2 separate regions of the Homo sapiens genome follow, and region 2 is linked to region 1. A link is an interaction called in ENCODE POLR2A ChIA-PET data of the cell type or tissue named here. Cell type or tissue: MCF 10A. All regions are shown on one strand. Links, peaks and the distances in the headings refer to the core of each region. The heading gives the core; the rest is flanking DNA.

What was found. ChIA-PET counts read pairs that join two places held together with the same protein. Peaks named below come from ENCODE experiments on the same cell type or tissue, not always from the same donor. Only the 100,000 strongest peaks of a DNase experiment are listed, where the experiment ranks them.
Region 2: POLR2A ChIA-PET joins it to region 1 with 5 read pairs; 1 of 35 experiments calls an interaction of 5 or more read pairs at or near these places.

The regions. Positions count from the first base shown.
Region 1 is chr2:231,640,971-231,645,309 of GRCh38, reverse strand. No RefSeq gene overlaps it. Among named protein-coding and RNA genes, the nearest start is that of TEX44, 50 kb to the right of the region's middle. RefSeq lists enhancers at 1,769-1,908, 2,089-2,158, 2,199-2,258. In MCF 10A, for the core only: no CTCF peak of the experiment used is centred there; DNase peaks (open chromatin) are centred at 2,449 and 3,729.
Region 2 is chr2:232,313,963-232,318,301 of GRCh38, reverse strand. All of the region lies in intron 14 of DIS3L2 (DIS3 like 3'-5' exoribonuclease 2), which reads right to left. Among named protein-coding and RNA genes, the nearest start is that of ALPP, 63 kb to the left of the region's middle. RefSeq lists an enhancer at 2,764-2,933. In MCF 10A, for the core only: a CTCF peak has its summit at 2,652; a DNase peak (open chromatin) is centred at 2,571.

The sequences.
Region 1 (4,339 bases), core at 152-4,151:
AGACCAGCCTGGCCAAAATGGTGAAACCCTGTCTCTACTAAAAATACAAAAATCAGCCAGGCGTGGTGGCACATGCCTGTAATCCCAGCTACTCAGGAGGCTGAGCCACGTGAGAATCCCTTGAACCTGGCAGGCGGAGATTGCAGTGAGCCGAGATGGTGCCATTGCACTCTGGCCTGGACGGGCAACAGAGTGAGACTCTGCCTCAAAAATAAAAAAAAAAAAAAAAAGAAAGAAAGGGAGGGAGGGAGGAAAGGAAGAAAGGAAAAAGAAGGAAGGAAGGAAGGAAATCAGAATCCTTGGGCAGCACGTCCACCGCAGAGTGCGGTGCTCACCCAGCGCTGTGGCTCCTGCGGCTGCATCACTGACAGTATCGCCAGTCCGGGAAAAGATCAAAATTCAAAGTTTGAAGTGTGGTCTCTACTGAATGCAGCTCACTTTCACACCGTTGTAAAGTCAAAAAATCATAAGTTGGGGACATGTGTACATTCTGGATCCCTTCACCACGAAGGCACCTCTTCCCAGGCACTGGCCAGGATGGTTGGGGGTGGGGGCGGCAGGGGCTGGGGGTTTGGCTCAGCCTTCCTGAGACAGGCTAGGGAGCTCAGCAAGGGCTGAGTGAGAGAGTAAGAGAGGTGGTTTCCCTCGCAGAGCATGTGCAGGGCTGGGTGGAAAGGGCACCCAGTCAGTGAAGTGGCCAAGGGCACACACGCCAGCACAGACTGCCCGGGTTCCCTGTGTGTCCTTGAACAGGATCCTCAACTTCTCCCGGCTTCCTTTTCCTACTTGGGTAAAAACCTCACAGGTTATCATGAAGATAAAATTAGAAAACCCATTTGAAATGTTTAACAACACCTGGTATCTAGTAAGTGTTTGGTTAATACAGGTAACTTCTCTAGGAACCGGGGACGTAGCAGCGAGCAAAGCCAAGTCCCTGCTCTCCTGGATCTTGCATTCTGGGGGAGGAAGTGCTAAGACACATGGATGTGTGCCACTGTCAGATGATGGTGCCACTGGGGAGAACATGAAGCAGGATGAGGGGCAGTGAGAGGCGGGGACTGATTTGGAGGGTCAGGGCAGGGGCATTTGGGCAGGGAACAGAATGAAGTGGAAATTATAGGAATTATGGTTATATGATTTTTTTTCTTTTTTTTTTTTTTTTCTGAGACATGGTCTCACCCTGTCACCCAGGCTGCAGTGCAGTGGCATGATCTCCGTTCACTGCAACCTCCACCTCCCAGGCTCAAGGGATCCTCCTATCTCAGCCTCCGGAGTTGCTGGGACTACAGGCGCAGACCACCACGCCCAGCTATTTTTTGTATTTTTTTTGTTAGAGACGGGGTTTCACCATATTGCCCAGGCTCCTCTCCAACTCCTGGACTCAAGCAATCCACCTGCCTTGGCCTCCCAAAGTGCTCGGATTACACGGGTGAGCCACTGCGCCCAGCGTGTATGATTTTTAAAAAAGAATTTTTAGGGTAAAGCAGGCCTTAATTCTCATAGATTTTGCTAACTTTGTTTATATATATAGATTGAGACAGGGTCTTGCTCTGTCACCCAGGCTGGAGTGCAGTGGTGCAATCTCAGCTCACTGCAGCAGGACGAGCCTATTTCTGTCTGTGAAGTGAGTGGGGCACATGATCCCAGGCTCAAGCGATTCTCCCACCTCAGCATCTGCAGTAGATGGGACCACAGGTGTGTGCCACCACACCTGGCTAATTTTTGTATTTTTTGTGAGATTGGGTCTCACTATGTTGCCTAGGTTGGCCTCGAACTCCTGGGCTTGAGCAAGCTTCTCGCCTCGGCCTCTGAAAGTGCTGGGATTCACAGCCCTTGGCCTACTCCCTCCCCGCCCTGGCCCCTGCCTCAAGGCATAGATTCAAGTTGCCCTGAACATGCACTCTCTTCCTGCTCACTAATCAGCCCTCTTCTTGTCTGAATTTCCACCAGACCGTGAAGGGGGACCGAGTCTTGGTGGTTCACGTGGCTGACTCTCCACAAACGGCTGTAGGACAAGCATGTTTCTGTCTGTGAAGTTAGTGGGGCGCGTGCACATGGGGTCCCTGGTTCTGAAATTTGTTAGGGTGGAGGATTTTTCTGGCCTTGGTCTTTCTTCCATTCCACTTCACAATTCCACACCACCACAGAACGAAGGTCAGGACACCGTTTACCTCCTACGTGTTCTGTCCCTCCGGAGCACACTTGTGCTCGGGGAAACTGGCTGACCGGTGGCCACGGGGTGAGGCGTGAGCAGCACGGACCAGAATAGAAGGTCTAAATTTAAACTGTGACTGGAGGCTTCAGGGAGCCAGGCCGGCCAGCAGGCTCTCCAGGCGGGTAGCTCTGCCCCGCCTGCAGCCACACCCTCCTGCGCCCTCCCAGAGTGGAAACTGTTTCATTTCTGGCTGCTGAGAACTGGTTTCCTCCCAAGGAAATTATGTCTCACCGCAGTTGTGGCAGGAGCTGCCCTCTGGAATTTCCCTGCAGCGATGAAACACCTCCTGGATGAGCTGCTGTTAGATGGGACACGCCCAGAGCCTGCTAGTGCACAACCCAGAGGGAGACACACCCACACACAGATATAAACAGAAACACTGGAACCCCTCCGCAGGATGCGGCCGCGGGGACCCTCGGGAAGCCGCTGCAGCCCCGGATCTGCTCTGTCTCCTTCCTCCTGTGCTGCAGGAGGGGGTCAGCTGCTCTTCCTGAACCTGTTTGCACCTCTACAGTCTTGAGAGAGATCTTTTAAAAATCAAAATAGAACAGAACTTCAAAGGAATAATCCTAGAAAGTTGTGATTATTTCAAAGATGTTGCTTTCACTGTTCAAAATATTTTATTTTTAAACTTGTTTTAAAAAATATTCTTTTCAGGGCTGAGCACAGTGAGTCACGCCTGTAATCCCAGTACCTTGGGTGGCCGAGGCGGGAGGATCACTGGAGGCCAGGAGTTCAAGACCAGCCTGGGGAACATAGGAAGACCCCCGTCTCTACAAAAAATAAAAAAATTAGCTTGGCGTGGTGGCACGAAGCTGTAGGTGGGAGAGTCACTAAAGTCCAGAGGTCGAGGATGCAGTGAGCTGTGATTGCACCACTGCACCCCAGCCTGGGCGACAGTGAGACCCTGTCTCGAAAAACAAAAATTCCTTTCAGAACCTGTTTTTGGAACATACAAGTTGGCCTTGCCACATTTCCAGTCTATTTCATTTTTGTCTTGAGTGATCACTACACTTGGTACCAAGACACTTTGTGCTGGTTCCAAATAACGAATTTAAAAGATTCCTGCAAGAAGAATGAGAAGGCTGCCGGGCGCGGTGGCTCACGCCTGTAATCCCAGCACTTTGGGAGGCCGAGGTGGGCAGATCACGAGGTCAGGAGATCGAGACCATCCTGGTTAACACGGTGAAACCCCGTCTCTACTAAAAATACAAAAAATTAGCCGGGCGTGGTGGCGGGCGCCTGTAGTCCCAGCTACTCAGGAGGCTGAGGCAGGAGAATGCGTGAACCCGGGAGGCGGAGCTTGCAGTTAGCCATTGCATTCCAGCCTGGGCGACAGAGAGAGACTCTGTCTCACAAAAAAAAAAAAAAAAAAAAAAAAAAAAAAAAAAAAAAAAAAAAAAAAAAATTGCCGGGGCGTGGTGGTGCATGCCTGTAATCCCAGGTACTTGGGAGGTGGGAGGCTGGGTGGGGCACAAGAATCACCTGAGCCTGGGAGGCAGACGTTGCAGTGAGCTGAGATGGCGCCATTGCACTCCAGTCTGGGCAACAAGAGCGAAACTCTGTCTCGAGCAAAAAAAAAAGAATTACCCTCAAGGCCGGGCGTGGTGGCTCACACCTGTAATCCCAACACTTTGGGATTCTGAGGCGGGTGGATCACCTGAGGTCAGGAGTTCGAGACCAGCCTGACCAATATGGTGAAATCCCGTGTCTACTAAAAATACAAAAATTAGCCGGGTGTGGTGGTGGGTGCCTGTAGTCCCAGCTACTCGGGAGGCTGAGATGGGAGAATTGCTTGAACCCGGGAGGTGGTGGGTTGCAGTGAGCCGAGACCATGCCACTGCACTCCAGCCTGGGTGACAGAGTGAGACTCTGTCTCAAAAAAAAAGAGCAAATGCTGTCACTGTGGTCAAATCCACCCAATGCCCAAAGCTGGCCCCCAGAGACGGACAACCACCGTGGAAGGGCAAGCTCCACTCCCTAAATTCTCAGCCATGAGCCAGGTCCTGCTAGAGCCTTGAACAGTCCAACACTCAGACACAGAGCGCACACGAGCGCACGTGCGCTCACACACACACACACACACACACACAGAGCCAAATGGAAACTTCCCATTTCAGCCAC
Region 2 (4,339 bases), core at 110-4,109, 670 kb before region 1:
CTGAGGACTTTCCTAGGGGTCGTTTTCTAAGTTTGATGGTGGGAAAGGGCCCATGTGGCACAGAACACAATTCTGAATATAAGGGCTTCCTGAAGATTCTTGCAAGTTACCCTTGTTTGAGCCCAGCTTCCTGGGCACCCCGACCACTACTGGCCTCTGGCCTCTGGCCTCTGTGGAGGCCTGGCCTTGCAGGAGTGGGTTCTCCATTGTGGATCGGCAGCTTCACTTTATAACAGAGCCCAGAGGGCAGCAGCAACTTGCCAGTATTCTTGTATTGCTAAAGTCAGGGGGGAAAGGTAGGGCACTGTCAACCACACACAACCTGGGTAACCTTAGGCAGACTACTTAACCTCTCTAACTTCTTCTACCTACCTCGCAGGGTTATTCTAGTGAGGATTAAATGAGATAAACTTTGTTATCTTATTTAACATTATAAGCTCTGACCTATTGTTAACTATTCCATAAATATTAGTGTTATTATGAAAACCTTCTGCACTGAATTAAGGAGACAATTAATTCAGTGACAATTCAGAGACAATTAGAGGTGTAATTAAAAAATAGAAGAGGCTAGGAGTGGTGGCTCACACCTGTAATCCCAGCACTTTGGGAGGCTGAGGTGAGCAGATCCCTTGAGGCCAGGAATTCGAGACCAGGCTGGCCAACATAGTGAAACCCCATCTCTACTAAAAATACAAAAATTAGCCAGGCGTGGTGGAGGGCACCTGTAATCCCAGCTACCCGGGAGGCTGAGGCACATGAATCGCTTGAACCCGGCAAGCAGAGGTTACAGTGAGCAGAGATCGGGCCACTGTACTCCAGCCTGGGCAACAGAGTGAGACTCTGCCTACCTTCTACCTCCCCACCCCGCCAAAATAGAAGAATGTTAGGAACACAGAACATGAGAGGAAAAAAGAGCAAATACTGCATACTCCCAGGAGACATTTGTCCAGCATCTGCTGAACACCTCTGTGTTCCCAACACTGTGCAGGGGCTGGGATGAAGTGACTGTCCTTGCTCTTGGGCACAGGGAATCAGATCAACACACACTCACTCCCCTACCTCCCAACCCCTGTCCAAATCTTATTAGCATAAAAAGTGGCTTGTTTCCGCAGCACTTACTGCCTGGGCGAGGAAAGCCTTTCACACACATTCTCCACACTCTACCCACAAATGTGTTTCCCTTCCATTGCAAGGACTGTCCATGGGTCATGAAGCCAAGGGTAATAACCTGCCTCCCAGGGCACACAGCGAGGTACTGGTGGTTCTGAGGCTAATGCTGCCTTAAGGATGTGAGAGTTAAGCTCGATGACACTAACAGCTGGGAAATTCACCAGGAAAAAAGCCCAAAGGAATGAAAAGTTCCTTCCTCTTCAGGAACGGTACAATGAAAAATCACAACAATGGTTTCCTAGAAGATTTATGACACAAAAGATAGCGACCAGCTAACTGATCTTTTATCTACACCAAAGACTTAATGACAGGAAACAGATTTAGATTAAACTGGAGGGCTGTTAAACTAAAGAAGAACAATTCAATAATAAGCACAATATCTTGCTTACCTAAAACTTAATCACATTTGATCTTATGTCTTTGAAACATGAAGCAGAACCAGGAAATAGGCAGAAGCAGGGCCTGTGGGCAGCCAGCGCAGAGGTGGGGCCGGGAACCCAAGTGTGCCTCCTGGGAAGTCCTTCCTTCCCACCTCACTCAGAGCCTTTCCTCCCATTGAACAGAATCCTAACAGCTTGCCTCGGCTTCCTCACAGATTCCACGCTCCCCACAAAGCCTCATGCTTGGAGTGGCTGGAGAGGGTGCTACAGGTTCTCCGGACAGCCACGGAGAAGTGACAACTGGCCCTGACTGTAAAGGCAGAGACAAAGACAGGGCAGGGCCCCAGCAAAATCAGTGAAAATACACAGCATTGTGTGGACATCTAGTGTGGAGGCGAATGACACTGTGGAGTACAGGGGACCCCATTAAAGAACAGGACATAATCGTAAGGAACAAGGTTTTGGCGCCTGGAAGAATAAATCCTCTCTGTAGAATGACTCCTTCCTTCTTATTCTAGGTAGCACAAACATTAACAGATTTATAGAACAACAAAGGCTGTGCTGGAAGCTGATGAGCCGCTGCCCAGGAGGCTACTGTGAAGCCGCAGTGGCATGCCAGGGCTCGCGAACACACAGACACACCAATGCCAGGGCACTCAGGGAAGGGAGCTGCTGAGAGCGGGGTCCCCGACCCCAGGTGATGAGCCATGTCCTCTGCCATCTCTGCTACCCATTCATCACAGTCTACTCTCCAGTTTGGCACCTACCCCCTACTGGTAACCCGGGCTTGGAGGGTGGACCCTGGGTCTCACCTAGCTTTGGGGTAGGTGTGGGGTCACATGGGGTTGGCTTGGGGGTAGCCCAAAGTCAGTGGAATGATCTATGTTGTTCATCTCAGCCAGGCCTTGCTGTGTTGGGCTTTCAGAGCAGCTGCGGAAGTTGGCCACTTCCTCTTGCTTAATTCAGTGGGCATGAGCTGGGCGCTTGCTCTGAGTCACTCTACGAAATCTTTTCGCAGCTGTGTTCCGGCCATCAGAGAAGCATCCGCAGAACAGACAGCAAACATGTTCTTCTTCAATACGTGAAGCAGCCACTAGGCGATTTATAGCCATTGATAGCCTGTGCCTGTCATCAAGCACAGCAATTCCTTCAGGCTCTAGAGGCTTCCTGCCCAACCACCAAGAAAAAGCCACAAAGCCTCAGAGAGCTGGGAGTGGCAGTGAAGACAGATCAGAAACACTACCCCACAGATAGCACAGCCAAAAGCTAAGAGAGCCAAGCACATCTGGTTACCTGCCAGGCAGCCACAGAAGATGACAACCATGGGCACCTTTCTTCAGGCTCAAACCCAACATGCAGTCCTATGACCTGTTTCTTTTATGGGCTAACCTCCTTGAGAGTATATCTCAGACCTCTGTGGCCTGAGCCTGGGCTCTGGGCTTTCAGTACCGGAGTGAGGGTTTTTACAGCAGAGACATTTGCTACTTTAAGTACCTGAATATGCCCTGGGTCTGGGCCAGCACACCGGTATGGGGGTGGGGAGGGCTGGAGGCGCTCACCCCACTTGCCAGGAATTGAGTGTCCCTGTTCATCAAACAGGGACCTGGCCTGAATATCACAGTCTCTTCTAGAACTCCTTGAAGTCTTGGGAAGGGGCAAGCCTCCTTGGGTTTAAAGACCGCCTGGCAGTACTATCTGCTTAAAAAGCTTAGCATGAGGGACCAGAGAGCTGGCTTCCCCCTGGGGATGCAAACCTGTGGTTGGAGAAATACCCAGAGAGGCAGAGAGAGAAACGAGTCATTCCAGGACCTTCTGAGAAAGGTATGGATGTGGCAGGTACAGATATACGGAAAACAAAAATGGTCATTCTCACCGACCCTCTGTCACTGGTAAGAACACATCTTCATGTGCTATAAAGTAACTGGGAAAGAAAATCAAAGAGCTCCGAGTCATGCTGGATTGCTGCAGCGCCAGGAGGCTCCCCAGAATGGAGGGAGCTGCAGTCCATCGCAAAAACATGAAGAAAGCAAATGGCAACGTGACAGACAGGAAATCTTATTCAAGAAAGGGAAAGTGTTAGCTGCTTAATGTAACTCTATGTTAAATCGACAATGAAAACATTTACTCTTTAAGGTCTTTAAGAGTTTTGAAATATCTAGTTTTGAGAGTTCCTGGTGTTCTAGAATTTTCTGTCTCATAGGGAAATCTCTTGGGGCATCCATGGGTATTTGGGCTGCAAAAGGTGGAGTGTGAGAATAGTGAGGGGCATTCTCGGGCTAGGGAGCTCCCTTCAGCCCCAGGGCCCTGAGGCCTCCGGGGCCTGCTCGGTTTGGGTCTCGACCCTCTCTGTCCTCTTCATTCCTCCAAGTCTCAGCGAAAGGGATTCTGTGAACCCATGTAGGATGCATAACCCTCAAAATGGGACAGCTGAGACTCTACAGGGCTTAAAAATATAGGATCTACCTTGCAACCTGAGCAGCCCGCCCAGGAGGAAAGCCTTCAATCCTACCTCCCAGCACCAGACAACAGGCGACAGAATGACAGCACAGGCTGGAGAATGCCCTATACTGGGCCCAGTGGGTGCTGGGCCGGTGCTGAGGAGGGCTGCAGCCCTTTAGGGCCACAGGCAGGCCCAGAGGGCTCCTTTCCATGGCAATGGAAATCAGGGAAAGGTGGGATGGGGCAGGTGATAGTGTCATATGGTTTGGCTCTGTGTCCCCACCCAAATCTCATCTTGTAGCTCCCATAATTCCTATGTGTTGTGGGAGGGACGTGGTGGGAGATAACTG